4 separate regions of the Mus musculus genome follow, and all the other regions are linked to region 2. A link is a loop called in an ENCODE intact Hi-C map of the cell type or tissue named here. Cell type or tissue: gastrocnemius. All regions are shown on one strand. Each heading gives the region's core, and the rest is flanking DNA. Links, peaks and the distances in the headings are about the cores only. Region 1 holds the start of Gm52569 (a long non-coding RNA gene). Region 2 overlaps Slc9a8 (solute carrier family 9 (sodium/hydrogen exchanger), member 8). Region 3 overlaps B4galt5 (UDP-Gal:betaGlcNAc beta 1,4-galactosyltransferase, polypeptide 5). Region 4 has its middle 41 kb from the start of Ptgis.

Region 1 (7,641 bases), core at 1,081-6,080, 240 kb before region 2:
GGTTCAGATGTCCCCAGTGTTCCCTGACCAGAGGCAAAGGTCTCAACTCAGCCACAGAAATATCTGGCTGTCCCTGAGGCCCAACCTTACAATTGCAATCTCTCATCGTGCAGTCATTGTGGCTGCATGAGTATGTTGTTTGTTGTGTATGGTGTGTATGTGGGTACATGTGTATGTTGGTGCGTTCATCAATGTGTGCCTGTGCGCATGTATGCATATGTGCATGTGTGCATTTGTGCATGTGTACATGTGTGCCTGTGTGCATGTGCGCCTTTGTGCATGTGTGCATTTGTGCATGTGTACATGTGTGCCTGTGTGCATGTGCGCCTTTGTGCCTGTGTGCATATGTGCATGTGTGCATTTGTACCTGTGTGCCTGTGTGCCTATGTACCTGTGTGCATGTGTGCCTGTGTGCCTGTGTACCTGTGTGCATGTGTGCCTGTGTACATATGTGCCTGTGTGCATGTGTACATGTGTGCCTCTGTGCATGTGTGCCTCTGTGCATGTGTGCCTGTGTGCATGTGTACATGTGTGCATGTATGTATGTTTGCATGTGTGCCTGTGTGCCTGTGTACCTGTGTGCCTGTGTGCATGTATGCATATGTGCATGTGTGCATTTGTGCATGTGTACATGTGTGCCTGTGTGCATGTGCATCTGTGTGTATGTGTGCCTGTGTGCATGTGTGCATATGTGCATGTGTGCATTTGTACCTGTGTGCATGTGTGTATGTGTGACTGTATGCATGTGTGCATGTGTGCCTGTGTACATGTGTGCCTGTGTGCATGTGTACATGTGTGCCTGTGTGCATGTGTACATGTGTGCCTGTGTGCCTGTGTACATGTGTGCCTGTGTGCATGGGTGTATGTGTGCCTGTGTGAATGTGTACATGTGTGCCTGTGTGCATGTGTGTATGTGTGCCTATGTGCATGTGTGTATGTGTGCCTGTGTGCATGTGTATATGTGTGCCTGTGTGCCTGTGTACCTGTGTGCATGTGTGCTTGTGTGCCTGTGTACATGTATGCATGTATTCTCCTCTATTGCAGAGGTTCTCACCCTCCCTAACGCTGTGACCCTTCAGTACCCTATAGTACAGTTCCTCATGTTGTGACCCCCAATCATAAAAGTGTTTCATTGCTACTTAATTGCTGTAAATTTGCTACTGTTATGACTCATAATGTAAGTATCTGTGTTTTCTGATGTCTTAGGTGACCTCTGTGAAAGGGTCATGTGACTCGCGCTCACAGGGTAAGAACTGCTGCTCTATTGCTTCCCACCTTGTTTTTCGAGCCAGGGTCTCTCACTGAACCTACAACTTGCCTTTTTAGCCACATTGACCCACAGGGAACCTCAAAGGACCCACCCCACTCCCCAGCGCTAGGGTTATAGGCACCATACTCAACTCTCCCCTAGGGGCTGGGGTCCAGACAGTCCCTCATGACAGTCCCTCGTGCCCGGCATCCAACACTTTACTCACGAGCCCTTTTCCAGATCATGGTTTTTCATAACAACTAAAAAGCACCACAGGGCGGTCTGACCCAACCCTGTGTCCAGAGGACAGAGGGAGTGACCCAGACACAGAGGTCGCAGAAGCCCATGTTGCATGGGTCTGACTGAGGCCTGGCCATCTCTGGGCCACAGTCACTTCCTTATCCACGGAGCAAGGCCTTCACCCCTGTACACTCAAATCTTGTCCTGAATGCCCCTCTGAGCTCAGAGATAGCTTGGTAGAGATGACCTGTAAATGTCTGGTGTGTTACCTCGGGGCCATTAGAATCTTGGTCACACTGTGACTCTTACTGTAAATGTGTCCTGTTGGGTGAGTAAACTGAAGCACACAACTGTAATCCCAACACTCAGCAGGCAGAGATAAGAAAATCACCAGTTTGAGGCCAGCCTGGGCTATATAGTGAGTTCCCAGCTATCCTGGCCTACACAGCAAGATTATCTCTTAGCCCCCTTTGCCCCCCCCAAAAGTATTCAAATAAAGCATACAAACCCTCAGGACTCTCAAGGCCTTAGAGGGCCAACTTTCTTTTCATGTGTATGTTTTGGGCAACACGGATACATTTTTATATTTGAAATATACTTGAAAAGATGGAGAATTTCACATGTACACAGGAAACACTAAGAGAAAGAAAGCCAGGTGTGGCTGTACAACTGTGATCTTAGCAATAGTGGAGGCAGGAGGATTGAAAGTGCATATAAGGGTTAGAGAGATGGCTCAGTGGTTAAGAGCACTGACTGCTCTTCCAAAGATCCTGAGTTCAAATCCCAGCAACCACATGGTGGCTCACAACCATCTGTAATGGGATCTGACGCCCTCTTCTGGTGTGTCTAAAGACAGCTACAGTGTACTTAGATATAATAATAAATAAAATTAAAAAAAAAAGAAAGTGCACATAACACATATGAGTAAACCACAGACAGACAGACAGACAATGAAAGGGAGGAAGAGAACAGGAGGAGGAAGAGAAGGAGGAGGAGGAGGAGGAGGAGGAGGAGGAGGCAGAAGCAGTAACCTAAGCCTTCACACTTGGTGTGCTGTAAGAATTCAGCTTCTCTTTGCTTCATCTCATTTCTTAAAGGCAAAAATTCAAGCACATCGCTACCACATCTGGATTGAGGTGGAAGGCTCTGGCCAACGCCCCCCACCTTGATCATCATGGATTTCATCCCCTTCTCTTCCACAGGTTTGGGGGGCTCTTCTCATACAATGCTCTCACACAGTGCGTCAGCAATTTAATCAGCCCCTATTCTGGCACGGGTCAGTTTTAGCTCTGTGGTCACAGTGTGGCCATGAGTATCTATCACTGTATATGAGTGTGTCTGTGGGGTCATTTCCTGGAAGAGAGACCATGGGAGAAAACGATCTGATTTGATATTTTGGTAGGGTTTCCGCCACTTGGTCTCCCGGGCATACCGCACCCACCAGGTCTGGGAACTGCTTGAGTCTGCCTGAGAGCAACTGTCCAACACTGCCACCTGCTGCTCACACTAGGAAACAGCCTTTCATGGATCTACCCTCTGTATCCCATGGAAGGAGGGAGAGTTGAAGAAACATTTTCTGGAGAACCAACTGGTGCTGGGATGGGACATATGTTTAGCACACTGGGTTTCTCAAGCAGACAAAGTGTGCACATAGCCTATTCTACCACCTGCCTGCTGCTCCTGTGACAAGTGATTTCACCTGTGGGAGCCCCGGACCCCCCCCCCCAACTACATTAGAGAGTGAAAGCCCAGAGAGGGCCTGCAGAGGCTGGAGAAGCCAAAGGAGAGCTCAACATGCTAGGCGGAGAGGTGAGCGAGATGCCTGATGCCCATTCCTGCCCTCCGGGTTGATGCTTGTCTCTGACAGTGATGTGACAAGAGGAAGGAAGCTACAGCCTCTGCCCAGCAGGCTGGCAAACCAACAGGAAGACAGGTCACAGCCCTAGGGTTCAGTGTCCTCAAGAGCTCTGAATCCAAATGGACTGTGATGGTCTGGATGTGAAATGCGTCCCCAACAGGCTCACATACTGAAGGCTTGGTTCCCAGCTGGTGGCATTATGGGGAGACAGCTGGGTTGTGAGGAAATTAGCCTCATAGATGGGCTAATGGCCAGATGGGTGGGTGTACGGCTGGGGGGGGGCGGCGGGGGGGGGAGGTAGCAGATCGTGGGTATGTGCCTTTGAAGGGTGTGTAATATCACCAGACCCTTCTTCCAGCTTTCTCCACTTCCAGGCTGCCGTGAGGTAGGCAGCCTCCTCTGCTGAGTGCTCCTACTGAGTGCTCCCACCCCCACTGTGTTCAGGTACAGCACAGGCCCACAGCAATGGAGTCAAGTGGCTGTGGATCGAAACCTCTGAAACCAGGAGCCAAAACACATCCTTCCATCTTGAGTGTTTTCCTTGGATGGTTTATCACACAGTTTTCACTCCTTTTCTTTCTATTAGCTAATTAATTAGTTAATTTTTGGTTGTTTGAGATAGCGTCTCACTATGTAGTCTTGGCTGCCCTGGAGTTGGTTATGTAAACCAGACTGGCCTCAAATTCACAGAGATCTATCTGCCTCTGTGATGACACTAAAGGTGTGCACTACCACGCCTGGTTATTGTTGCTTCTTACAGGAAAGACCATTCAGTCTTCTGTGCACAGGACCCACCACCTATGGGCAAAATGTTCTTGTGCACTGTGTGAAGATTCAAACGCTCATTTCTGTCTCCCTTGTATCTGGTTGCAATCCTTATTCAGAGAATCTCCTGTCTCAATCTTATGTAAACACCAGCTTCCCAATTGTTCCCTGATATGTCAATAAAGAGAGCTTAATAGCCAATGACTGAGCAGGGGAGAGAATAGGGCGGGACTTCTTGCCAACCAGGGGAGGGGATGCAGCCCAGGAAAGAGATAGAAAGCCATCTTGGGGATTTGGGTAGGGAGGTAGCCAGATCAGCATAAAAGACTAAAACAGAGTGGTAACTGCTCAGTTGTTGTGCCTTTAAAGCGTGTTAACTAAATATAACGATCCAATCTCAATTATTTGGGAGCTAGCCGGGTAAGAGGAAAACTGTAACACAGTTATTAAAATGCCACTAACAAGCACCCATTTCTGCAGTGACCTCATGGTGCTTACCCGCTGACAAGGAGCCTCGAGCCAGTTTGGGGAGCAGCAGATCCAGCTGGCGGAAGGTATGGAAAACATCCGCTGAGTGGACACGATCTTGGGCCTGACTCTCATGGGTGCGTGGTGAGGCCTCCACTCCATATAGGGTCAGGTAGCCGGCGCTGTGGGGGACAGCAACGAGTCAGGTCCTGACTTTCTTTTGTTCCTACCCCGCCTCAGGTTCCCTTCTTCAGTTCCTACCCTGCCTCTTTTGTTCCTACCAAGCCTATTTCCTTCGGGGATGGACTCTGACCTGAAAATGTAAGATGAACTAAACCCTTTGTTTCCCAAGTTGTCTTTAGTCAGAGTGTTTTATCACAGCAACAGAATGGAGCAGAACACTACACCTTCCTAAGCTCCCCCAGTCACAGGTCTCCCAGGAGAGGGTTTTCCAAGCAGGGAGAGGGAGAAACAGGAAGGAGGGGGGAGAGACTGAGAGAAGCATGCACAGTCCCCACCCGGCACCACACCCACAATGTGCATGCCACAGTAGGCCCGCAATGAATGTTAGGTCACTGGTGGTGGGTAGCTAAGTCTGTGGAGCAGTAGTAAGTGGCTGAGTGGGTAGATACATGGATGGATGCAGAGGTGTGGATGGGTGGGTGGATAAATGGGTGGATGCAGAGATGTGAAGGGGGTGGGGGGTGGATGGATGGGTAGATGAATGGATGAGAGTGGGTGGATGTGGATGGGGTGTGTGGGTGGTAGGGTGACTGGAAAGATGGATATACAAATAGAACACACTCCTGAGGACTCTGGTGACAAGCCATCACAAGCCTGTCTACCAAGAGCCATGCAGGCCACCATCACAACCCACCTGCACCCCACTTCCCTCTCCAGCCCAGCCCAGTGTCTGTGCCCCTGGAAACGAACCCTCAAGGTAGGAGACTCACTCCTGCTCTCTCCTCTGGGCTAACAAGAAACCCGCTTCCCCTAGGAACAGTTAGGGCTCAGAGGCCAAGCTCAGCCTTCCTTCCCTGTACCTCATCCTCAGCCTGAAAGATTCCTTTCTTCCCCTCTTCTAACTCTGGGCAGACGTGGGGACGCACTTATAATAGTCAGCTCCCCTACCAGCGTACATGGATCCAGGTGGCCAGTAGGTGGCACTCTGTGCCATAAACTAAAACGGAGCTGACAGAAAACCCACAGCTCCCAGAAGGTGGAGTTAGTGGCCTAGAGACTATGTAGCAAGCTTTCCCGGGAGGAAACCCAACTACCTGGGCCCTGGAAAGGAGCCCTCTGCTCAGGGTGAAGTGAGTTGCCAGAGAGCCAAGGAGGCCAGAGTGGAGCTTAGGACGCCACTTTGAGGGAGGGCCACCACAGGACATATTGGGTCATATGGACTGTCACCTCCTATCTGCCTTTCTGAATGTTACATACTTTCCTAGTTCAGGTAACTGCAGTGTCCCAGCACAAAGGTAGAGGCAGGAACTCAGGCCAGGCCCAGGCCCCGCGGGACGCCTATGCTGGTGACAACCAGCCCTTTCCTAAGGCCCCCTACCTCCCTTCCGTAGACCCTATACATCCTCACCTGATAAAAGCCTTCAGTAGGTCCTGCCAACCGTGTATTCTTGCCCTCTTAGGGTCCAGGCTATCACTACGACTCACAGATAGTTGGTGCCCCTGCCTGGTTCTCACCTACAGATGTCCTCTACATAGAAACATAAACTAGATTGCATTGGGGCCCCTTCGTAAGTCCCTAAAGTCACCATCCAGCTGAGCCTACATTCCAAAGCCTTCCTCCGGGCTGAGAGGCCGACTTCTGCAGACATCTCTACCTGCTCTCTCCTCTGCCACTTCCCAGCTTTGCTCTCGCCACCCTGGCTTCTTCCCACACCAGGGCCTTGCCCGTGATGTTTCCTCACTAAAGTCTTGGCACAGCCGGCGCCCCATAGCCCTGTGGCTGAAAGCCCCCAGATGCCCCATTTCTGGGTCTCTGCCTTCTCAGGCATCAGGAACGCACCTGCTGTGGCCCCTGCTGTTTCCTGTGGGACCATTGAAGACGCTGCACAGCTGAAGAAGCTGCACTTTGCTGCACTGTTTTTACTACAGTTATGAGGTCCGACCTCAGGTCGAGCTCCCTGGTGAGTCTCCCAAGCAGCACTGCTAGCCAGAGTCTAAGCCACAGCACAGATGCTGTGATGCTCAGCTAGAGGACTGTGCTGGCTGGTTTTGTGTGTCAACATGACACAAGCTGGAGTTATCACAGAGAAAGGAGCCTCCTTTGAGGAAATGCCTTCATGAGATTCAGCTGTAAGGCATTTTCTCAATGAGGGGAGGGCCCGGCCCATTGTGGGTGGTACCATCCATGAGCTGGTAGTCTTGGGTTCTATAAGAAAGGAGGCTGAGCAAGCCAGGGGAAGCAAGTCAGTAAGTAACATCCCTCCGTGGCCTCTGCATCAGCTCCTGCTTCCTGACCTGCTTGAGTTCCAGTCCTGACTTCCTCTGGTGATGAACAGCAATGTGGAAGTGTAAGCTGAATAAACCTTTTCCTCCCCAACTTGCTTCTTGGTCATGATGCTTTGTGCAGGAATGGAAACCGTGACTAAGACAAGGACTCTCGCTTTGGAGGACACTCAGACACTCGACACCCTTTGACAGTTAACATCTGGTTTATAGCTCAAGTTGTGTGAAGTGAATTCGGGGTTCCACCTGAACCACCTCCCTCCTTTGAGCATCTCCCACAGTGTCCCCACCCACAGGGTAGCCCCCAGTTCCCTCAGCCATGACAAGATTGTGGGCTCACCTGAGCAGGGCGTTGTAGGAGAACTCAAGGAGACCTGTCTCCTGCCAGCCACTGCCTGCTTCTGTGGAGTCACCCAGCAGGACCGTGCGAAGGTTGGTATACATGGCTTCTGTGAGCGCCTGCAGGTCTCTGTGCATGAGCGTCCTGCGACCAGCCACAGAAGATAGGTATTTGCCACTTAATATACTCAAAAAAGATCGCATGCACGCCGAAGGAATAACAGTTACCACTGGGACAGTTTTATAGTGGAGAAAC
Region 2 (7,641 bases), core at 1,254-6,253:
GGCAGAAGGAATCTCACTCTCAGGTAAGGAGTACCCAGCATGGGTACACAGTAGAGGTCTTTCATGTGAGTTGCTTTCTCTTGGCAGAGACAGGTGCTGTGATGCCCCTGTTTTACCACAAGAAAACCTGAGGTTGACAAAGAGTAGGTACAGTGCCCAACAGGGCTGAGGAGTTGAGGTGCAGGCAGAAGGTCAGGAGTGCAGGTCATCCTCACCACAGAGCATATTCAAGTTTAGCCCAGGCTATGAGTTCTCTGCCTTAGAAACAAAATCACACTCCTGAGGTGCTTTAACCAGGGACGGCGTTTGCTACTGAGACCCATGGCCTTACCTTGATCCCGATTCTCCATAGTGAAGGGTGAGAAGCAAGTCCAAAATCTGTGCCGTCTCTCTCTCTCTCTCTCTCTCTCTCTCTCACACACACACACACACACACACACACACACACACACACACACACACACGACAGACAGATAAGTAGATAAATGCGATCTTCTTTAAAGGCAGCGGCTAGAAAGACAGCTCTGTGGTAAAGCAAAGACCGAGAGTAGGAAGAGTGAGCCTGGACCACACTGCTCAGGAAAAAGCTGAGTGTGGGGCACGCCTGTGTCCATAATCCCAGTACTAGGTGCTGAGACAGGAGGATGGCTGGCCAGCCAGTCTAGCAGAATTCAACTACAGGTTCAGTGAGAGACCTTGCCTTAAAAATGAGATCAATAAGCTGGGCAGTGGTGGCGCACGCCTTTAATCCCAGCACTTGGGGGGCAGAGGCAGGCGAATTTCTGAGTCCGAGGCCAGCCTGGTCTACAGAGTGAGTTCCAGGACAGCCAGGGCTACACAGAGAAACCCTGTCTCAAAAAACAAAAACAAAAAAAACTCCAAAAACAAACAAAAAATGAGACCAATAGAGGAGGACACCTGCTGTCAACCTCCAACCTCCACTTGCACGTGCGCGTGCACACACTTGTGCATGTGTGGACACTCATGGATGTGTACAAACAGTGGACACAGCACAGAAACAAAACAAGGACACACGTGCTGCTGTCCCAGCTGGAATTGGAACAGTAATGTACCGACTCCTGAGCTGATGTTCAGAGCCTGCTTAACCCATCTCCCTCCAGCAAGGAAACCACACACTGCAGCAAAATAGAGTTGCTACATACTATAGCGGGGTGGGGTGTCTTAGTTAGGGTTTTACTGCTGTGAACAGACACCATGACCAAGGCAACTCTTATAAAAGCAACATTTAATTGGGGCTGGCTTACAAATTCAGAGGTTCAGTCCATTATCATCAAGGTGGGAGCATGGCTGCATCTAGGCAGGCATGGCGCAGGAGGAGCTGAGAGTTCTTTGTCTTCATCCAAAGGCTGCTAGTGGAAGACTGACTTCCAGGAACCTAGGGTAAAGGGTCTTACGCCCACACATACAGTGACACACCTATTCCAACAAGGCCACACCTACAAATGGTGCCACTCCCTGATCCAAGAATATACAAACCATGACATGGGGCTTCTTTTTATTTGTGTGGTTTGTTATTTTGGTTTTTTTGGGTTTTGTTTTTGTTTTGTTTTGTTTTTGAGACAGGGTTTCTCTGTGTAGCCCAGGCTGGCCTGGAACTCAGAAATCTGCCTGCCTCTGCCTCCCAAGTGCTGGGATTAAAAGTGTGTGGTACCACTGCCTGGTTTATAGCGGGTGCTTCTTAGACACTAAAATGCGTTGTGTGTTTTGATTTTACAAGATGGGAGTTTCACTAGGTAACCAAGGCTAGCTTTGAGCTTGAAATCCCCTGCCTCTGTCTCCTTGGCTGAGATGGCAGACATGTGCCCCTCACCTGGCTACCACACAGGCTTAACCTCGACACCCCCTGGACTGGGCACCCGGCTGACTCCTTATTCAAAGTTGTTAGGCAGATAGAGAGGTTGTAAGATTCAAACCCTGGCTTCCTGGGCTCCCAGCTGCAGATACCTTGGATGTTCTAGAGAGGTGGCCCCAGCTGTAGGAGGAAGAGCTGCCCACCAAGCACTGGCTCCTAGGACCTTTCATGCTTTGGGCTCAGTCAGTAGGCCCTTCCTGTTAGCTTTTTGCCCCAAGTGGTATGGATCCTGTGACACTTTGTCAAGTTATGAGGCTGGATGTGGAGGCTCTGTGCAGATCCAGAGCAAGCCTCGTGCCTTGTCCCCATGTGCAGGGACAGCTGAATGGGGAGGGCTCTTCTTGACACCAGTTCCTCACCCTCAGGTAAGGGCTGCGTAGGGACCTGTTGAGGAGGAGAAGCACCACATAGGCTGGCCTCTGCCATGGAGAGGCTTCTCCTTTAAACTGCAGTGAGGCCAACATCCCTACGGTCATCTGTGTATGGCGTTCTGTTGAGTTGTGTCTGTGACAGGTGTGTGCACCTGGCTGGGTGTAGAGGAGGCCTTGCCCCATACTGTGTCTTCTTTGGTCACCATGAGCTACATTATTAGTGGTTATTTCTAGATGTCACTAAAAGTCATGTGACACACAATGATTAAAGTACCTGATTCTGACAGGTGGCAGGAAGCACTACCATCTCACTGTCCCAGGGTGTCTCCGTCCCAGGGCTGATGAGACTTTTCTACCTTTGGCCTGTGAACATTCACAAATGTTTTATGTGGGTGACTACTTAGTGAGGTTACTAGGTTAGGTGATATACCAGTTTTACTTTGTTAGGAACTGCTGAGTGTTTGACAGTGACTAGTTCTGCTGGGGTGAGCAGTGAGGGGAGACCACGCCTTTGGGAGGCAGAGACAGGAGGATCTCTGTGAGTTCCAGGACAGCCAGGGCTACACGGAGAAAACAAAACCAACCAACCAAACAAAAAAGTTCAGTTCTATCTGCTTTTCCAGCAGATCATGGGCATATAAAATTCAAAAAGATTTTTTTTTTAAATTATGGTATTTTTTGTGTTTTATCTAATCCATGTATCCTCCCAACAGTGAGCCCTTGTAGCCCCATTCCCTCCGTTTGATGTCTGTGTACAGGTGGTGGTTACAGTAGGTGAATCTGAGTGTCAGGGTGGGGTGGCCTGTGTGTGGAGGGGCTTCGTGGGCAGACTCCCGAGGAATCCCTTGGAGTGCTCATCTGAACTCTCCTGTAGCCCCAGACCTTGGCCCATGGTGAAGTACCTCTGGGTCATTCCAGCATTCAGAGTCAAGCGCACAGTCAGACTCAGCATCCGTGCGCTTGTCCACAGGGAATGGACCGTTTGCATCGGTCACTCTCAGAAGTTTAAAGATTTTGGGTAAGAAACAAATTCCTATCTTCTCAGAAGTGAAGCTGGACCTGTCCAGCAGGGCTGCAGCGGCCTAACAAAGAGCCATCACTATACCGAGTGTTCTTGGTCTTCCTACCCCCTGGCCAGTGCACCTTGGACACCTAGAGCCCTTTGGCCACACTGCCCCCTGCTGGATTTGAGCAGTGCTGTCCTGGGACAGACCTCAGGAATTTCCACACTTCAGTGTCAAGCTAAGTTGCTTCCTGAGGCTTTGGTCTCGGGAACAAGTATTTATAGACCCTCCTGCCAGTCGTAGCAGCATCTCTCTTTGTAGGGTGGCTGCAGTGGTAGTCTGGCTGGTGACAGCATTGTAGCCTGGGATCCTCTCTGGTTAACACTGCATCAAGATGAGAAGGATGTTGGTGGTTCTTAGACTTAAGCCCAAGACCACTCCCGACTACATCCTCCCTCCTGGTCCATGGGTGCTTCTTGCTGGTGGTTGCTGTACAGTACTGGGCATCAGGCCTGGGGCTCCAGCCAGGGCCTTGAACATGCTAAACATGTCTTACCAGAGCTGCACATTTGTCTGCTGTCATTCTTTTTTTTTTTTTAGATTTTTTTTTTTTAAAGTTTGTTTTGTGTTTGGAGAATAGAGTCTGTATTATGTAGCTCTGACCTGAAACTCATCACAGATCTACCTGCCTGTCTCCCAAGTGCTGGGACTAAAGGTGCTTGCTACCCTGCCTGGGTAGACATATTTTTTTGTGAATGATTGTGTGCCACAAAGTGCTTGGGAGTTGTGTGTGGTTCTTAGCTACCATGTCAGTGCTAGGAGTCAAATGTTATGGTGTCGGAAACCAGAGCTAAAAAACCAGAATTTTTCAGTTATTTTTACAATCATGGGAAAGGTGCATGTTATGGGTTTATGGTCAGATAATTAACATATCACGAAACATTTTATGGTTGGCTATGACCATAAAATAGAGAACATTCCAGTCCTCTGCCACGTATACAGCAGAGCCCTGTGGGGATTTCAAAGAGTAGGTGGCCTGTTTTGCAGGGCCTTGCATGTGATCAGCTCAGAGGCTAGTGTGTGACACTCCCTTTGTACAGGTGCAGTTGGCCAGTGAAACTGTTTCTTCAAAATGATGGAAGTGAATTAAAGCTTGGCTTATAAAATTGGATTTTAGCCGGGTGTGGTGGTGCACGCCTTTAATCCCAGCACTTGGGAGGCAGAGGCAGGTGGATTTCTGAGTTTGAGGCCAGCCTGGTCTACAAAGTGAGTTCCAGGACAGCCAGGGCTACACAGAGAAACCCTGTCTCGAAAAACCAAAACCAAAACCAACCAAACAAACAAACAAAAAGTTGGATTTTCAGTTTTATGTATGTTGGCATCTTGTTCAGTGGCTTAAAAAACCTCAGCTTCCTTCTGCCCAGATGCGGCTCTGATAAAAAGAACCTGTGTAGAGCCTCAGAGAGGGGAGCAGTCCTCAGGGAACACAGACAGATGAGCCCAGGAAGAAGCAGTCAGTTACCTTCCTGGGTAACAAGTCACACTATGCCTGAGAACAGTAATTGGTGACTACAGGGAAATTAAAATCAGTGTATTTTAAAGGCCCATCAGATGGCCCTACCCATTACATCCAGGTTTAGGGGCTTTTCACATGTAGATGCAATGCCAGCTTCTTACCTTTAAGCTAAGGGTAAATGTCCAGTGATGCTCACAGCTACTGAGCCTGGTCCTGTGCTGTTCAGTTCACACAACTTATCTCCCATCCCTCTGACTGTTGTGGGAATAGGGACTGCACCAACTACAGCTGAGGAGAAACCGCATGTCCATTTCTCTGCAACTTCTGGAAGGCCTCACAGCTGTGTGTCTGCCTCCACTCCCAGTTAGTTTCATGTAGCCCAGGCTGGCTTCAAACTTGCTGTTAGCCAACTTCTGATCTTCTGACATCTGGCATTACAAGTGTGTTTGCCATCACATCTGGCTTATGTTCTTAAGGGGGATACTAGGCAAACAATGTGCCAACTGAAAGCTGCATCTGTCTCTTTCTGTACCCTTTTCTTTCCTTTTTACATGTATGGGTGCTTTGCCTGAATATATATCTTATATACTGCACACCTGACACTCTTGGATGCCAGAAGTGGATATAGAATCCTCTGGAATTTAGTTACATATAGTAGAGAGCTGCCTTGTGGGTGCTGGAAACCAACAAACATGGTTCCTCTGGGAGAGCAGCCTTTCCAGCCCCTTCCATTTTCTTAAAGCCCTAATATATTTGGGGTTTGGGGAATTTGGGGATGATGTTGTTTGATTTGCACATCTGTCCCTATGCTCGGTGTCATGTCTGCCCTCTGCCTCTCTCTCCAGGCATCATGGCGATCCTGTTTTCTGGCATCGTGATGTCACACTATACACACCATAACCTCTCCCCAGTCACCCAGATCCTCATGCAGCAGACTCTCCGAACTGTGGCCTTCCTGTGTGGTGAGTCACACAAACTGGGATTCCTGCCCTCTCTGTGTGTAGGCTAGGATTCTTCTTGGCAGCAGGGCACAGAGCCCCCCAAGCCCAGGTCATTACTGTGCCCCTACCTCCAGGGCTGGCTCCTCTGGACTTGTGATTCCATAAAAGACGTGAAACACCTAAGAAATGGACATCTGATGGTTGTAGATTATGGTCAGAAGTAGAGATGCTGTTGAACATTGCAGACGTCTGATGTGGAAATGATGCTGAGGCCGGGTGGATGACCTCGCCCCTAAGTCCTGGACTCTCAGGGTAGTTTCAAGATCTCTGTGAGTTCGAGGCTTTCCAGCTAGGGGCACTGTGAGTTTGTAAGGGAGGTGTCCTAGCACGGAAGGAACTCCAGAGCAGCGTTCCCTAGGCTGAACATGAGGTCTTTCTGTTAAGCAGCAAGAGTTGGAGCTTCCTCCCCCATCTTGCTATGACCCTATTCCTGCTCATACCTGAAATGAAGGTGCCACCTCTAGCTATTCCGACACTCACACTCTCACTCAAGACGAGGCCTCAGTTGCAACCTCAGCCTCCCCTGGTGTTGAGGGGCCCTGTTTCACTTTGGAGCCAGGATGGCAGGGCTGGCTGTGGGAGGCTGGGTAAGGAGAAGCCAGGGAGCCCATTGCCAAGGAGCAAGCTAGAAGACAGCCTTCTAGTGTCATAGTCATTTGATCCACACAGTTCTCACCAGAAAGCCTCAGCTAAAGGTTTTGACCTGACCTGACCCCCTCAGGGCAGGCAACAGAGAACAGCACACTCCTCAGCTTCTGTCTGCACCCAGACCAGCTTTACATGCAGGGCACATGCATGCAGCTCCTGAGACTCCGTCACACCTGCTGTCAAACTCACCAGGCATGGGCTTTGTCCTGACAGCTCCTCCAAGAGAAGTTCAGCCAGTGCACTAGGCCGTTCTGATGTAGCTTGCATTGCCAGAAGCAGCTTTTATGACCACCCTAAAAGGCTGGGTTAAGTTAACCACACATTCTTTTTTTGTTTTTTCAAGACAGGGTTTCTCTGTGTAGCCTTGGCTGTCCTGGAACTCACTTTGTAGACCAGGCTGGCCTCAAACTCAGAAATCCCCCTGCCTCTGCCTCTCAAGGCTGGGATTAAAGGTGTGCACCACCACGCCCATCTTAACCACACATTCTTGCTCCTGGGAAAGGTGAAGTCGGCCTAGGTGCTCTGGCTTGGAGGATCAGACAGTATCAGATAAGAAGGCATCTCGGAGGGGAAGGCCAAGCACCTGCTGCTTGTGGCCCCACTGAAGAACCCACCCTGCTGAGCCGTGCTAACAACTCACCAGCTCGTGCACATCTTAAAATGCAGTCCCTATCTCCTTAGCGCTTGGGCTCTTTGGGGGCCCATAGTTTAATCAGGAGCCTGGAAAGTTGTTTTCTTTCTTTCTTTCTTTCTTTCTTTCTTTCTTTCTTTCTTTCTTTCTTTCTTTCTTTCTTTCTTTCTTTTGTTTTTTGGTTTCCTTTGTTTGTTTTTGTCTTATTTGTTTATTTATTGAGACAAGGTTTCTCTGTGTGGTCCTGGGTATCCTGGACTTGGTTTATAGACCAGGGTGGCCTCGAACTCACAAACATGCAGATGCTTCCTTCTAAGTTTTGGGATTAAAGACGTGTGCCAACCATGCGTGGCAGGAACCTAGACTTGGGAGGTGCTGTTTTCAGCACACACAAGTGATTGCTTGCACACCAAGTGCAGCCAAGCCTGAAAATGGGTCCTCCCTGCAAGCTCTGTGAGTTAGCTTCCTCTCGGACCTACTGGGGGGGGGGGAGTTAACTACAGTGCCCACTTTCTCATCTGTCATGTGGCCCCACAGTCACATGCTCACAATGTCTGACCCTGACTGATGAGTGCTCAGGGAATGCGTGGTGGGGAC
Region 3 (7,371 bases), core at 2,372-7,371, 160 kb before region 2:
CTCTCTGGTCCACGTCTGTCCCTTCACACACCTGTTGTCCTTACTATTTCTTCTAGACCTCGGTTAATTTTATTTACAGTATACGGCTTGAACCTAGTGTCTCACACTGAGCTACCCCCGCCCCCCCCCCAACCCCCGACGGTCTTTTGAACTCATTCATTCAGTGACACAGTCAAGCCTTGAACCACCAGCCTTCCAGCTCAATCTCCCAAGTGCCTGGGATGTGGGTCTGAGCACACTGGGAACTTCGCTGCCTCTGCCCGCTTCAAACCTCCCCTGTGGCTCCGAGGCCCTGAGCAGTCTGTCTGCTCCCCATAGAATGTGCCCCAGGGGGCGGGCTTCCCAGCAGTCTCTGCTCCCTGCAGCTCTTACACACTCGTGATGCGTGTTTCACGAATTCCGAGAAGGGCTTGCGATTATGACTCCTGTCTTTCCCCAGTCCAGCTCTTCCTGTGTTCTGTCTTGACCAGGTTTGCTGAGAATTCGCTTCTTTTCCTTTCCCTCTCCTTCCTTTCTTCCGTGCTGCGGATGGAGCCTCACGCATGCGCAGCAAAGGCTCAAACGTGGGGTTTCACCCCTCCCCCCTTATTCCATGCCTCCTTGTTCATTTTAATTTTTGAGACAGGATCTCTGTGACCCAAAGAATTTGGGCTGACCTTGAATTTGCTATGTATGTAGCTGAGGATGGTCTGAACTAACTCACTCTCTCTCTCTCTCCCTCCCTCCCTTCCCTCCCTCCCTCCCTTCTCTCTTATTTTTGTGTTAGTTTGGTTTGGTTTGGTTTTGGAGACAGAGCCAGGATTTCCTGTGTAGCCCTCTCTGTCCTGGAACTCACTCTGTAGACCAGGCTGGTCTGGAACTCAGAGATCCACCTGCCTCTGCCTCCTGATTGCTGCAATTAAAGGTGCCACCACTGCCCCAGCCTAAATGCTTTTAAATAAGCATTTTTAAGAACATCACTTGCGCTGGGCGTGGTGGAGCACGCCCTTAATCCCAGCAGATTTCTGAGTTTGAGGTCAGCCTGGTCTACAAAGTGAGTTCCAGGACAGCCAGGCCTATACAGAGAAAAGAGAAACCCTGTCTCAAAAACCAAGCAAACAAAAAAGAACATCACTTGCCTCATTGCTTGGACAAAGAGCTTAAAGAAGGATTTGTGTCGGGCAGTGGTGGCGCAAGGCTTTAATCCCAAAGGGCAAAAAGGATCAAGTAACCAAAACGTGTAGGTAATGTAGGAATCAGGGATGCTGAAGGAAGAGAAGCCCAGCCCCTAGCTGGAGAAGTTTAGGGTATGCTGGCCAGGAGGACCCACTATCGAGTAGGGGGTGGAGGATGCTGGGAGAACCTGGTGGCCAGACTATGCTTTGGTGTGTTAGGAGGCCTCGCAGCGGTTTGTTCCTGTGTGAGAAGCAAAATGGAGCAGAGAGGGGCAGAGTGGTGCCCTAGCCTGCTGGTCACACAGGACTCTCAGGGAAGGTGACACTTGGCCCTACAGAAAGCAGCTGTAGAATGCTAAGACAATGGACCAGTCACAGGGCATTTTACACATCCTAAATTTATTCCACCACATGCAAATATGTAGGCAAACTATTGGGGGGATCCACCCCCCCCACCCCCAAGCAAACAAAAACTCACTTATTGCTTTTAGAACAAATTACTTTTAGACTATGCCTGGCAAAGCTTTTAAGTGCACACAATGAAGAGCAGCCGGGTAGCCCCTGATAGGGTTTCAGCTCCGGGCAATACTTCACAGCTCACTTTCTGACCTCAAAGCAGCCTCCTTAGGTCCCATCTGAGTCACTCAAGTGTAGTGACTTCTCAGGTTGGCACTTAGTGGCAAAGGCTGTCAAACACCCATAACAAGGCCCCACCCTGGGTCCCACAGGAGACTCAGGTGAAGGTTGAGTGAACCATTGAGATGAGATACAGTTCTCCGGAGAAGGTGACTCCAGGGATGGAGACATCTTCACAGCATGCTCTACAGACTGTCACATCTATCAGGAGGGTGACTCCCCTCCCACTGGCGTTGAGACCCCCTCTGCTGTGCTCAGCTATCTCCCCAGGGCCAGCACCCCTGGGTCTTCCTGCCACCTTCCCTGGATCGCAGTACCTGTGATACCCACTGCCCATCTCCATTTTCCATCCTTCATCCGGTGTCACTTTTGAACTGTATTCAATGATTCTTTTTTTTTTTTTTTTTTAAAGATTTATTTATTTATTATATGTAAGTACACTGTAGCTGTCTTCAGACACTCCAGAAGAGGGAGTCAGATCTTGTTACGGATGGTTGTGAGCCACCATGTGGTTGCTGGGATTTGAACTCCTGACCTTTGGAAGAGCAGTCGGGTGCTCTTACCCACTGAGCCATCTCACCAGCCCCTCAATGATTCTTGAGAATGCCCAACTTTCCCTGTGTCCCCTGCAGCCGCACTTCTTCCGGGATGCAGCACAGCTCCATGCTTCCTGCTGTCCGTCCCACAGACCCCACCCAGACCCAAGCATCTTGTCTTCTGTAACCCCTAACCCTCTGAGTCCTGTTCTCAGCACCTCCTCCCCCCTCCTCCAGGAACTGATCCTCCAGGCCAAAATGGCTCTTTCCCTGATGCCCTCGCCAGATTACAACTTCCCACCTGCTATTTTTGCTTGGTGGTCTTCAGCCCCTTAAACACAATACAGAAGATGGTACCACACAAAGCGGGGAAGATGGCAGCTCCCAAGGACTTCCCCACCCCCCAGGCCTGGGGTCCCACCCTGGCCTCTTCTTCCATCACTCCTTACCACCCTGACATCTTTGCTCTTCACTCTTGCCCCCCAGTGGGCGACGTCCCTAGAAACTGTGAAATCCCACCATATACAGCCCCAACTCCATCTTTCTTAGTATGTGCCCAGCCTCCTTCCCGGTCCCACGGGTCCTGCTGAGTTTTGCCTGCACTTTGGTGCTGTGAGCACACATCTTCCCTTTCCCGGGTCTCCAGCTCTACCCCACATGGCCTCCACTTTGACCAAGTAAGGACCAGCCAGCAGCCTTCTTTCCCAGAACATTCTATGGACTGAGAGTGGTCCCTTCTCTTGTCGGCAGTGACTAGATGCAGGTAAAGAGAATACTGGGGGATGAGGAGGTGGGATGGGTGGAGAGAGCTCGGTGGTTATGAGCACGGACTACTCTAGCGAAGGAGAATCTGAATTCAATTCCCACCACCACCATGGTGGCTCGTTAACTCTAGGTCCAGGTGAGCAAGAGCTCTCTTCTGGCCTTTGTGGGCCTCAACCATGGAAGGGAGGGAGGGAAGGATGACGGACAGACAGACAAGACAGCAGAGCTGGGGCTCTGTTGATGAGAGCTGGCGAACAAGCACGGAGGCCTGGACGCTAATCCCAGCACCACACAAACTGAGCTTGGTGGTACATAGCTACCAGAAGTTCACGACCATCCTCAAGTACACACACAGAACAAGTTAGGGCCAGCCTGGGCTACGAGATGGGAAAATAAGTCAAAATGCACACACACCGGGAATGACAAGCCTTCAATTCCTAACAGTTTGTGATTACAACACGAGCAGGATCTGGCAGAAAGAACCCAGGACTGCCCACCGAGAATGTTCTGGCAGAAAGAACCCAGGACTGCCCACCGAGAATGTTCTGGAGCCAGATCTTCATTCCCTGGTGTCGCCAGTGTGTGGTGTTCTACAGAGGAAGGGAAACCACCCTGAGAGGCAGCTAGACAGAGAGACGACTACCAAGGTTTGGTTATTGAATATGTATTTTTTACTGAAAAAATCATTCATAAATTAACATACAAAAATGTACAAACACATGAGTGAACAATGTAATGACAAGGACTATTTCTGTGAAAAGTGTTTTTAAAACATCTTTAGGTTTCAGTGCAAAAATGTACCCCTGGCACCTTTTAAAACAAAGAGCAAGCTCACAACAGAGACAGTAATGCTGGGCTAAGCTGGCTGCGTCAGTGCCTCAATCTGTTGGTGGTGGGTACGTCAGTGTGTACGCCGCGGCTCTGTGCTGTCCTCTGAGGAAGGGAAGCGATGACAGAGTCCCCTGACAGAGTCCCCCATTTTAACAAAATTAAGGTTTTGCAAATACCCCCTCCCCCGAAGAACCCCTGTGCAGAGAGGGGCCTTGCGCGCACACACAAGGCAGGCAGTTGAGGAGGTCATCTAAGGGTCACTCGTCTGTAGCACTCAGTCATCTGGGCTGCCACAGTACACCAAGGTCACACTCCATTGTCACTGTCATTTTTTTCAAGCAATGACCTACGCTGTGGCTCAGTGGTAGCTTTGGCTGTGACACTGCCCACTCGGTACGTGACTGGGTGGCCAATGACAGACAGTGCCCACAAAAGTCCACACTAAAAACAAACTTGGACATGATTGCAACAGGACAGAAGCGACCCTACTTGAGCAGTAAAAAGACCTTTGTCCCCAAATCTGCATTTTCCCTCTTCAATTAAGTATCAGCCTTTGGCTCAAAACAGTACCCTGTGGCTAGTGTAAGATTGCAGCGCTTCAGCCAGGATACATGCCGCGTGCACCGTTGTCCCTCCAAAGGACACCATGGCTCCAGCACAGTGAAGCACTCCTGGCCTTTGGTATGGAAACAGAAGAATGAGGGAGAGAGGGCTGGGCCGTGACTCAGTGGCAGAGCACTCGCCTAGCGTGGTGGGCCACGGGCTTCATTGCCAGCACTGTGAAACTAACCAAGGGAGGCGGAGGGAGGGTGGAGACCGGGCGGAACCCAGGCTTTATTGCTGTGTGTACCGTAAGACAAGGCAGGTCAACGCAGCGGTGCAGCTCCTTGCCCAGCGCAAACAGATGACGCGGCTCACCAGCTCTCAAGGGCAGACACCTGCTCTCTCATATGAGCGGGAAGCACTCTGCAGTGCCATCTGTTCCCTAGTTACCACACTAGTCTACAAAAAGAACAAAACACAAGAAAAAACAAGGCCTGGCCAATCACTCCCACAGTCTGTGGGGATCATCTGTCCTCAGAACCAACTGTGTGATGCAAAACCCCACCCCCACATATCTACATCCCACCCCCACCCATGTAAACCATGAACATCAAGGGTGCTGAAGGCAAAGAGGCAAAGAGCTTGAGGCCAGAAGAGAGCGTTCCTCACCACACACGATCCCTGCTTTAGGGACTGGGGGTGCAGTGGAGGCAGACACAGGAAGGAGGTGCCCTTTTCAGTGCCCTTTAGGAACTCATGTCAGGGAGCAGGGGAGACTGCTGGGCTGACTGGCCCCTGGCTGACATGCACCCCAGGGCCACCTGCTCCTGGGCTGAGCCCTCCTGACCAACTGCTTCTTAGCACAGCACAGTGGCTTCCTAGAAACTAAAGAGGGAAACGGAGAAATCACTGAAGCCAGCTGGTCATGCAGGCACAGCCCAGAGAAACTGTGGCCAAGTTCCAAAGAAAAAAGGGAACGGTCACCCAGCAGCCACTGTGTGTGTGAGGAGGTGTAGGGAGCTGGACTGTGCTACACAGCACAGGCTGACCTGGAACTTGTGACACAGCTCACACTGGCCTCATATCTCCTGGTCTCTAGCTCCCGCCATCCATACTGGAGTGATAAGCCTGTGCCCTGGGCCTTTGCCTCCCCTCCCCTGCACATCCCAGCTGGCTCCGCTGGGTCTGTAAGAGGGGAGAGCACTGTGCCCCTAACAGCAGTTCCAGCTTAGGGGCTGAGTCTCCAGGAGGAAGTCCTTGGGGGAAGGGGCTAAAGGAGGGGACAGGAAAGGAGGGGCAGAGCAGAGAAGAGGGGCTACAGTGACCGGAGGTTCTTTGTTCCACCCTGCATCCACTTCCTTCCTAGATGACAGGGACTTGGGTGATGACACTCAACTGCGTGGGAACTGGGGTGTTTGCCACCCAAGGTGATCTAACATATGAGGCCCTCACTTTGATGTGGAGCCAGCTATAAAATTAAACTTTAAAAAGGCATTTTACATGGCTTATTTACAACTGCACTTCTTCAAGAAGTGACTGTTATATGTCTATCACACCAAGTCCCTCCCCTCTGTCCTCAGTCCCCACCCAAAGCAGAAAATTTTTCTTTAAAAAAAAAAAAAAAAAAAACCACCAAAAAAAAAAACAACCCCAAAACCCCACAAACAAACCAAAACCAAAACAAAACAAAACAAAACAAAACAAAAAAACCCAAACAAACAAAAACCCCTAAACTAAGCCAAATGAAAAATGAAAACCAAAGAGAACTGTAGAGATGCAGAGACGGGCCTTCAGGCCAGGGGGCTTGGCCACCCATCTATCCAAGGGGCACCTAGCCTGGCCCTGCAGTTCTATGGGTTGCAGCTGAGACAGGACCTGGGGGCGGTGGGGGGGGGGGGACGGACAGGGACGGACGGAAGGGAGTGGCAGGGCAGACATCTGTCTTGTGGAATAGACACCAGTGCTGATGACAGGTGTCCTCAAGTCTCCTGTCCCTGTTGGGCCCTACAGCGAAGGCCTTTGTGCGTGTGCTCTGTGACAGTTTTCTGGAACCCCTATGGTCCTGTGCTCCACTCTCTTCTGTCCTCCTGTGTTGACCCCCAGGATGGCGGGTCGCAGCCCGTCCAAGGGAGCGGTGGGTAGGTGAGTGCGGCTTCTCTTCGCATCTCAGTACTCAGTCACCTGAGCCAGCTCGGGTGTCAAGTTGACAGTTATGTTTTTATACAAGGCGTCGTACGTGACATTCGCAGAGTAGTTCAGGTTGTTGAGGCCATCCAGTCCTTGCCGCTCCTTTGACTTCCTCAGCAGAGCGTACCTGGGGAGCCGAGGACAGAGAGGGAGGAGAGCTGACGCCCAGCTTTACAAGTCCAGGGCAGATGCCTGGACCCGTCTTCCAGCATCTCATCTAATGCCTCTGAGGCCCAAGGAAACGGAGGCTCCAGAGACGAATCCCAGGTCAGAACTGGGGAGCTCCGGAGATTACAGAGGAGGGGCAGAAAGAAGTCAGGCTTAGAGCCCTACCACTCCCTTGTAGATACCTTTACAGCACAGGGGTTAGCAGAAGGTGACCTCAACTCTATCTCACCAATGGTCACCTAAAATGTCTACCCTGGCTCATCAGGACAGATGCACACCCATGGTGCCCGCCACACACTGTGGCAGAGCTGGTGCACGCAGCAATTTCAGCAGTGAGGGGTCAACGGCAGGAGGATGGAGAGCTGGAGGCCAAGCCAAGCATAGACACGGCCGCAAATGACAAAAGCAACAGAATGGGCTGGCTGAGAAAGCTGAGGGGAGAAATCAGCTACCAGCCACCCTGAGGACCAATAAACAGCACCAACCTGCCAAGAAACTGGACCTCTCCTCGATGGTGGTGAGGAATGGACTTGTATTTTCCTGTGTCCCCT
Region 4 (7,641 bases), core at 954-5,953, 180 kb before region 2:
AGTCAGTGCTCTAAACTGCTGAGCCATCTCTCCAGCCCGAGGAATGCTTTAAAAAAAAAAATCCTTCTTTAACCCCAGAAAACAAAACAAAGCAAACAAACAAAACCATATATATCCATTGTTGCACTGGGGCCAAGCCACAATTTTGGGGTGCTCTCTCTGGAACAGCTGACCTGGGATAACTCTGGGTGATTCTGAGTCCAGGTGGCAGGGAGTTGATTTGTTGGTCATCACCCTTTGAGGCCACAGACACCGTTTAGGACCCGTATGTCCTTGTCCTGAGTACACTCAGCGCAGGACGCTTCATCCTCCTGGCACAGGAAACATCCCAGCTTCAGGAAATTCTGAGCTGGCCCTGTGCGTTGTCCCAGCGGGAGTGGGTGGCAGAATGGCCTGTAATTTCAGCCCTTCCTTGTCCCTAAAATTATTGCCCATGTGAAATGGGTTTCCAAGCCCTGCCCAGGAAAGAGTTGGCGGTGCAGAGAATGCTTTGCTGTACAAAAGAGACACAAATAAAGTAAAGAAATGGAGCCTCCAACAGACATGAAGGCTCCGGAGCCTGCCTGAGCACCAGCTGTATATCCTGCCTCAAGGGGTCTCCATCTGGGCCTGGGCGGACCTTTTAATCCCAGTACTTGGGAAGCAGAGGTAGGCAGATTTCTGAGTTGGAGGCCAGCCTGGTCTACAGAGTGAGTTCCAGGACAGCTCTATCCCAGGATTCCCCACCCCACCCTACCCTGAGCCTGCACAAGGTTCTGGTGGACGTACAGGGTTTGGAGGCCTCAGATAAGCCAAGGATTTAACCTGTAGCCACTTGAGGCCAGAGGAGTTTCTTGCAGCAGCTCAGAATCTGTATAGGGCACAGTTTATCGCTTGGTGGCATTCTGGGCTCCCTCTGGACCAGCCTCGGGCAGGGCTCTGGCAGAGGACAGGCCAGCAGCTGGAGCCTGCAGGGATGTTCCTCAGAGCGGCCATTTCCATAACGGTGCCACGAAGATGGCCATTTCAGCCCACGGTTAAGCCCTACAGCGCCCTCTTTTAGTCACAGATGGCACCTCTTTTCCTTTGTGGGGCAGGCACAGATGTTCAAGACAGTCACTCTTGTCCCGAGGCATGGGACCCGCCTCCACATCCCTGCCATGCAATGGTGGGAAAGTGTTACCTCTGGCTAGTGAACAGCCTTGTCCAGCCGTGCCCACCACCTTTGACTAGCACGGATGGCCATGGGTCGCCTTAGCACGGTGAAGACTTCAGGGAGCAATATTTGTGGGGAGGAGTGAGTGTTCTGTGCAGGAAAAGGGTCCAATAGAGCCCACTCACCCAGGTCAGGTGATCCGAGGAGAGCATAAGGAGAGTACCTGGGTACCAGAGGTAGGCAGAAGCTCACTCTGGGTTGTGGGTCCCTGCAGCCAACGCGGAACCCCAGGCTCCAGGCTCCCCCTGCTGGCCACCATGCAGAACGACAGTCTGGATCTGAGCCTCTCTGAGTGCTTGGCAGAACACCCTCAACACCAGTATTTAATGAGCACCTACTGTGTTTATGGGAGGAGCAACCAGGCTGAACACAGCTCTCCCCTGCAGGGATTAGAACTAGAGAAGAAGGGGGGTGGGGCATGATGACTAAGGTAAGAAACTGCCTTTGTTAAGCACCTACTGTTTGTCCTGACAGTAGTCAGAACCATTGTCCTAGAGCCTGGTCAACCATACACATTTGTTGAGAACCCACTATGTGCTGAGCCTGGGCTTTCCTGGGAGTACACATAGGCTACTATATATTTCAATTCTCAGAACATGAGAGGGAAATTTTTAATATCTGTGTGTGTGTGTGTGTGTGTGTGTGTGTGTGCGCGCACTTGTGCCACATGTGTGAAGATGCCCTTGAAAGCAAGAAGGTAGTGGACCCCCTGGTCTCCTGAGCTCAATGAATCAAATTCAGATCCTCTGGAAGAACAAGAAGTTCTTTTAACCACTGAGTCACCTTCCCAGCCACAATGGGAGCAATGCTTTTTATTTATTTTTTTTTGTTGTTGTTGTTTTCGTTTTTTCAAGACAGGGTTTCTCTGTGTACTCTGTGTCTTACTCTGTAGACCAGGCTGGCCTTGAATTCAGAAATCCGCCTGCCTCTGCCTCCCAAGTGCTGGGATTAAAGGTGTGCGCTACCATGCCAGGTGGGAACAGCGCCTATTACAGTAAGGCTCAAAGAGATCGCCTGTTTATTAGGAGTGGAATAGGGTCCATGGTGTAAGAGAGGAATCGGTCTCTTCACGCCACTGCACTGAGCTGCACATTCATTTACCCAAGTACAGAACAAACTTTTGCAGGGCTCCTACTGTTCGGCAGTCACTGTTCTGTGTGCTGCCTGAGGGGACAGTGGTGACATCAGGAACAGCAGTGTCCTCAGGGAGCTGTTCACCAAGAGGAGATGGGTGAGGGCAGAAGCTAGGAACCGTGTGCACTTGGTGATCCTGCGGCACAGCACGGCAGAGACCACACCTGTGATGCCCCAGTCAGCTGACATAGGGAATCAGAGGCACCCGAGGGTGCTAAAGTGACATCTGTGACATGCGCACCAATCTCAGAAGAGAGGGAGCTGGAGAGACGGCTCACTCAGCACAGAAGCACAGGGCCCTGAGTTCAGTTCCTGGCACACGTGAGAAAAGCCACCCTTGGTGGTGTGCACCAGTAATCCCATGCTGGCCATCCAGGCTCACCTCGCCTGAGTTTCGGGGCCAGGTGAGAGGCTTTGCATCAAGGGCAAGATTGGGTTGGTGAAATGGCTTAGCAGATAGGGGACTCGCCATGCTAGCCTGACAAATTGAGCGTAACCCCAGAACCCATGTGAAAACGGCCAAACCTGCTCTAACATCACCACGAATCAATCGCGCTTCGGTGCCCTCCAGATTGCAGCAATGTCTTCTGCGGCCGCCAGGTGGCGCCAGCCCCAAATGCAAGACCGGCCTCAGCCCTGAGCAACTGTCGGTGTTTGAGGGTCTTGGGAGGCTCCACCATTCGTGGCAGGATGTTAGAGCAACCATGGTCTGCTAATTCAGGCCTGTGGCATGTCTCTTTTCTCACACAGAGCCCATCATAACCATATCCTAATATTGTTGAGAGATCACAGGCAGAGAGGATCCACCAACAGCAGGAGTCTCAGCCAGACAAAGCAAGCCTGCAGCAACCACCTTGCCGGCAAGGCGTGGCACTGAGAGTCAAAGCTGTGCCAGCTTCCATTTTGCCCATGTCCTACCCTACACTGGGCACACTTTGGGATCGCTGCACGGCCTATAGGAGGTTTTTCCCATTTCCTTAGCCCATCACCCTTCCTTAGCTCTGAGGCAGATGCTCTGGCCCCCTTGTGCCTGCCCCTCATATGTGCTGGTGCAGGATCTGCCTCAAGACCTTTGCCCTCTCTCTTCTCTCTCTCTCTCTCTCTCTCTCTCTCTCTCTCTCTCTCTCTCTCCCCTTTTTAAATCCTAGGATGTTTATTACAAAGGTAAACTCTGATCCTTGAGGTGGGCTTATTGGTAGGATTTCTGGTATCAGGCACAGGCACCAGGACCTCCACACTTTTTGGATTCGGGTCAGCTACAAGCAGGGTCGGATCGTATTGGATGAGGATATCTTTGATCTCCTTCTTAGAGGCTTCATCCACATATTTTTGGTAATAAGCCATCAGGGCTTTTGAGATGGACTGTCGGCTAGCATAAATTTGGGCCACACGACCACCACCCTTCACATGGACCCGGATATTGACGCCAGCAAATCGCTCCTTGCCCAGAAGCAAGACAGGCTCCAGTAACTTGTACCACAGCGTGCGCGGCTCCATCATCTCCAGGGGACGTCCATTCACCTTGATGAGCACAAGTCCTCGTTTGCAGGATATACAGCTAATGCTGAGATAGGGAAATGAGCCCCTCCCTGCCAGCTGCTTATGGTCACACTGTTTGAGAAACAGTAACAAAGCTGAGACCCGCAGTGGCCCCTTTCCTACTTCTGTATGAATTACTTGCTTATCTTCTGGGGGAACAGCGAGCCCCCAACTTGGGAACAGTTCAGAAAGGGTTTCTTTTAAAAAGATTTATTTATCTATTTGTTTTATTTATATGAGTACACTGTAGCTGTCTTCAGACACACACCAGTAAAGGGTATTGGCTCCCATTACAGATGGTTGTGAGCCACCATGTGGTTGCTGGGAATTGAACTCAGGACCTCTAGAAGAGCAGTCAGTGCTCTTACCTCCTGAGTCATCTCTCCAGCCCTAGTTTGGAAAGTTTTGAATGTCCTCCAAAGGAGTTTATTCTATAGACAGTGTTATTCTATAGACAGCTGTTTATTCTATAGACAGCTGTTTATTCTATAGAGAGTGTTATTCTATAGACAGTGTTATTCTATAGACAGTGTTATTCTATAGACAGTGTTATTCTATAGACAGCTGTTTATTCTATAGACAGTGTTATTCTATAGACAGTGTTATTCTATAGACAGTGTTTATTCTATAGACAGTGTTATTCTATAAAGAGCTGTTTATTCTATAGACAGCTGTTTATTCTATAGACAGTGTTATTCTATAGACAGTGTTATTCTGTAGACAGCTGTTTATTCTATAGACAGTGTTATTCTATAGACAGCTGTTTATTCTATAGACAGCTGTTTATTCTATAGACAGTGTTATTCTATAGACAGTGTTATTCTATAGACAGTGTTATTCTATAGACAGTGTTATTCTATAGACAGTGTTATTCTGTAGACAGCTGTTTATTCTATAGACAGTGTTATTCTGTAGACAGCTGTTTATTCTATAGACAGTGTTATTCTGTAGACAGCAGTTTATTCTATAGACAGTTGTTGGGAGCCGCGCCCACATTCGCCGTTACAAGATGGCGCTGACAGCTGTGTTCTAAGTGGTAAACAAATAATCTGCGCATGTGCCGAGGGTGGTTCTCCACTCCATGTGCTCTGCCTTCCCCGTGACGTCAACTCGGCCGATGGGCTACAGCCAATCAGGGAGTGACACGTCCTAGGCAAAGGATAATTCTCCTTAATAGGGACGGGGTTTCGTTTTCTCTCTCTCTTGCTTCTTACACTCTTGCTCCTGAAGATGTAAGCAATAAAGTTTTGCCGCAGAAGATTCTGGTTTGCTGTGTTCTTCCTGGCCGGGCGTGAGAACGCGTTAATAACAATTGGTGCCGAAACCCGGGACGAGAGTTTACCATCACCGGTGCAAGAAAGATCCCTCATTCCAGAACCAGAACTGCGGGTCGCGGTAATAAAGGTTCCCGTAAAGCAGACTGTTAAGAAGGATTCAACTGTATGAATTCAGAACTTTTCAGCTGGGGAACGAGAGTACCAGTGAGTACAGCTTTACGAGGTAAGTCTGGTCTTAAACTTTCTAAGGAAATTCAAGACAGTCTATCAAAAGTAAAGTGGAATATGTTTGGCCTTGAATTTTTTCTGGTGTTAGGAGCCCTTTTGTTCCTTTTCACATGTTATCAAGTGATTAAGATAGGGCTAAAAATTCTAGAGAAAATTCAGGACAAGCTATCAGAAGTAAAGTGGGGAGAGAGAGTAAGAACAAAGAGAAAATATGGTACACAAAATAAGTATACAGGCCTTTCCAAGGGTCTTGAACCCGAGGAAAAGTTAAGGTTAGGTAGGAATACCTGGAGAGAGATTAAAAAAAAAAGAGGAAAAAGGGAAAAGAAGAAAGATCAATTAGCGGAGGTCTCTAGGAAAAGGAGCCTGTGCTCATCGCTGGATGGGCTCGGGGAGCCAGCTCTTGGTAGCTCTGAATCAGATGATGAATTCTCCTCTGAAGAAACAGACTGGGAGGAAAAAGCAGCTCATTATGAGAAAAAAGGGTACCAGCCAGGTAAAGTACTAGCTAATCAGTTAAGGACAAAAGCGGCTGGCGAAGGCCAGTTTGCTGATTGGCCTCAGGGCAGTCGGCTTCAAGGTCCGCCCTATGCGGAGCCCCCGCCCTGCGTAGTGCGTCAGCCCTGCGCAGAGAGACAATGCACAGAGAGGCAGTGCGCAGACTCATTCATTCCCAGAGAGGAACAAAGGAAAATACAACAGGCATTTCCAGTCTTTAAAGGAGCCGAGGGTGGGCGTGTCCACGCTCCGGTAGAATACTTACAGATTAAAGAGCTTGCCGAGTCGGTCCGTAAATATGGAACCAATGCTAATTTTACCTTGGTGCAGTTAGACAGGCTTGCCGACATGGCACTAACTCCTGCCGACTGGCAAACGGTTGTAAAAGCCGCTCTCCCTAGTATGGGCAAATATATGAAATGGAGAGCTCTTTGACATGAAACTGCACAAGCGCAGGCCCGAACAAACGCAGCTGCTTTGACTCCAGAGCAGAGAGATTGGACTTTTGACTTGTTAACGGGTCAGGAAGCTTATTCTGCTGATCAAACAAACTACCATTGGGGAGCTTATGCCCAAGTTTCCTCCACGGCTATTAGGGCCTGGAAGGCGCTCTCCCGAGCAGGTGAAACCACTGGTCAATTAACAAAAGTTGTCCAGGGACCTCAGGAGTCCTTCTCAGATTTTGTGGCCAAAATGACAGAGGCAGCAGAGCGTATTTTTGGAGATTCAGAGCAAGCCGCGCCTCTGGTAGAACAGCTAATCTATGAGCAAGCCACAAAGGAGTGCCGAGCGGCCATAGCCCCAAGAAAGAACAAAGGCTTACAAGACTGGCTCAGGGTCTGTCGAGAGCTTGGGGGACCTCTCACCAATGCAGGCTTAGCGGCCGCCATCCTCCAATCTCAGAACCGCTCCATGAGCAGAAATGATCAGAGGACATGTTTTAATTGCAAAAAGCCTGGGCATTTTAAGAAAGATTACAGAGCTCCAGATAAACAGGGGGGGACTCTCACTCTTTGCTCTAAGTGTGGCAAGGGTTATCATAGAGCTGACCAGTGTCGCTCTGTGAGGGATATAAAGGGCAAAATCCTTCCCCCACCTGATAGTCAATCAACTGATGTGCCAAAAAACGGGTCATCGGGCCCTCGGTCCCAGGGCCCTCAAAGATATGAGAACCGGTTTGTCAGGACCCAGGAAGCAGTCAGAGAGGCGACCCAGGAAGACCCACAAGGGTGGACCTGCGTGCCGCCTCCGACTTCCTATTAATGCCTCAAATGAGTATTCAGCCGGTGCCAGTGGAGCCTATACCATCCTTGCCCCCGAGAACCATGGGCCTTATTCTCGGCCGGGGTTCACTCACCTTGCAGGGCTTAGTAGTCCACCCTGGAGTTATGGATTGTCAACATTCCCCTGAAATACAGGTCCTGTGCTCAAGCCCTAAGGGCGTTTTTTCTATTAGTAAAGGAGATAGGATAGCTCAGCTGCTGCTCCTCCCTGATAATACCAGGGAGAAATCTACAGAACCTGAGATAAAGAAGATGGGCTCCTCAGGAAATGATTCTGCCTATTTGGTTGTATCTTTAAATGATAGACCTAAGCTCCGCCTTAAGATTAATGAAAAGGAGTTTAAAGGCATCCTTGATACCGGAGCGGATAAAAGTATAATCTCTACACATTGGTGGCCCAAAGCATGGCCCACCACAGAGTCATCTCATTCATTACAGGGCCTAGGATATCAATCATGTCCCACTATAAGCTCCGTTGCCTTGACGT

The links. A loop is a pair of places that touch in the nucleus more often than their neighbours do. Peaks named below come from ENCODE experiments on the same cell type or tissue, not always from the same donor. Only the 100,000 strongest peaks of a DNase experiment are listed, where the experiment ranks them.
Region 1: it touches region 2 in a loop (4-fold over the local background); 8 of 42 quality-filtered maps call a loop at or near these places.
Region 3: it touches region 2 in a loop (2.2-fold over the local background); 9 of 42 quality-filtered maps call a loop at or near these places.
Region 4: a loop joins it to region 2, with 2.4 times the contacts of the local background. A loop is called at or near these places in 11 of 42 quality-filtered maps.

Annotation. Positions count from the first base shown.
Region 1 is chr2:167,216,599-167,224,239 of GRCm38, forward strand. Ptgis (prostaglandin I2 (prostacyclin) synthase) reads right to left here. Exons shown (of 10, transcript NM_008968.4): 4 at 7,387-7,530; 5 at 4,611-4,762. It overlaps Gm52569 (a long non-coding RNA gene), which reads left to right and starts at 4,758. Exons shown (of 3, transcript XR_003954099.1): 1 at 4,758-4,901; 2 at 5,481-5,520; 3 at 6,589-6,847. In gastrocnemius, for the core only: CTCF peaks have their summits at 2,989 (motif pointing left) and 5,735 (motif pointing right); DNase peaks (open chromatin) are centred at 2,976, 4,728, 5,764 and 6,045; H3K27ac peaks cover 194 bases.
Region 2 is chr2:167,459,732-167,467,372 of GRCm38, forward strand. It overlaps Slc9a8 (solute carrier family 9 (sodium/hydrogen exchanger), member 8), which reads left to right. Exons shown (of 17, transcript NM_148929.3): 10 at 1-23; 11 at 5,610-5,726. Among named protein-coding and RNA genes, the nearest start is that of Spata2, 29 kb to the right of the region's middle. In gastrocnemius, for the core only: a CTCF peak has its summit at 3,424 (motif pointing left); a DNase peak (open chromatin) is centred at 3,404; H3K27ac peaks cover 1,637 bases.
Region 3 is chr2:167,294,705-167,302,075 of GRCm38, forward strand. It overlaps B4galt5 (UDP-Gal:betaGlcNAc beta 1,4-galactosyltransferase, polypeptide 5), which reads right to left. Exons shown (of 9, transcript NM_019835.2): 8 at 7,306-7,371; 9 at 3,740-6,779. The coding sequence ends at 6,632. Among named protein-coding and RNA genes, the nearest start is that of B4galt5, 51 kb to the right of the region's middle. In gastrocnemius, for the core only: no CTCF peak of the experiment used is centred there; DNase peaks (open chromatin) are centred at 4,797 and 5,388.
Region 4 is chr2:167,277,901-167,285,541 of GRCm38, forward strand. No RefSeq gene overlaps it. Among named protein-coding and RNA genes, the nearest start is that of Ptgis, 41 kb to the left of the region's middle. In gastrocnemius, for the core only: CTCF peaks have their summits at 1,451 (motif pointing left) and 2,923 (motif pointing right); DNase peaks (open chromatin) are centred at 1,420 and 2,929.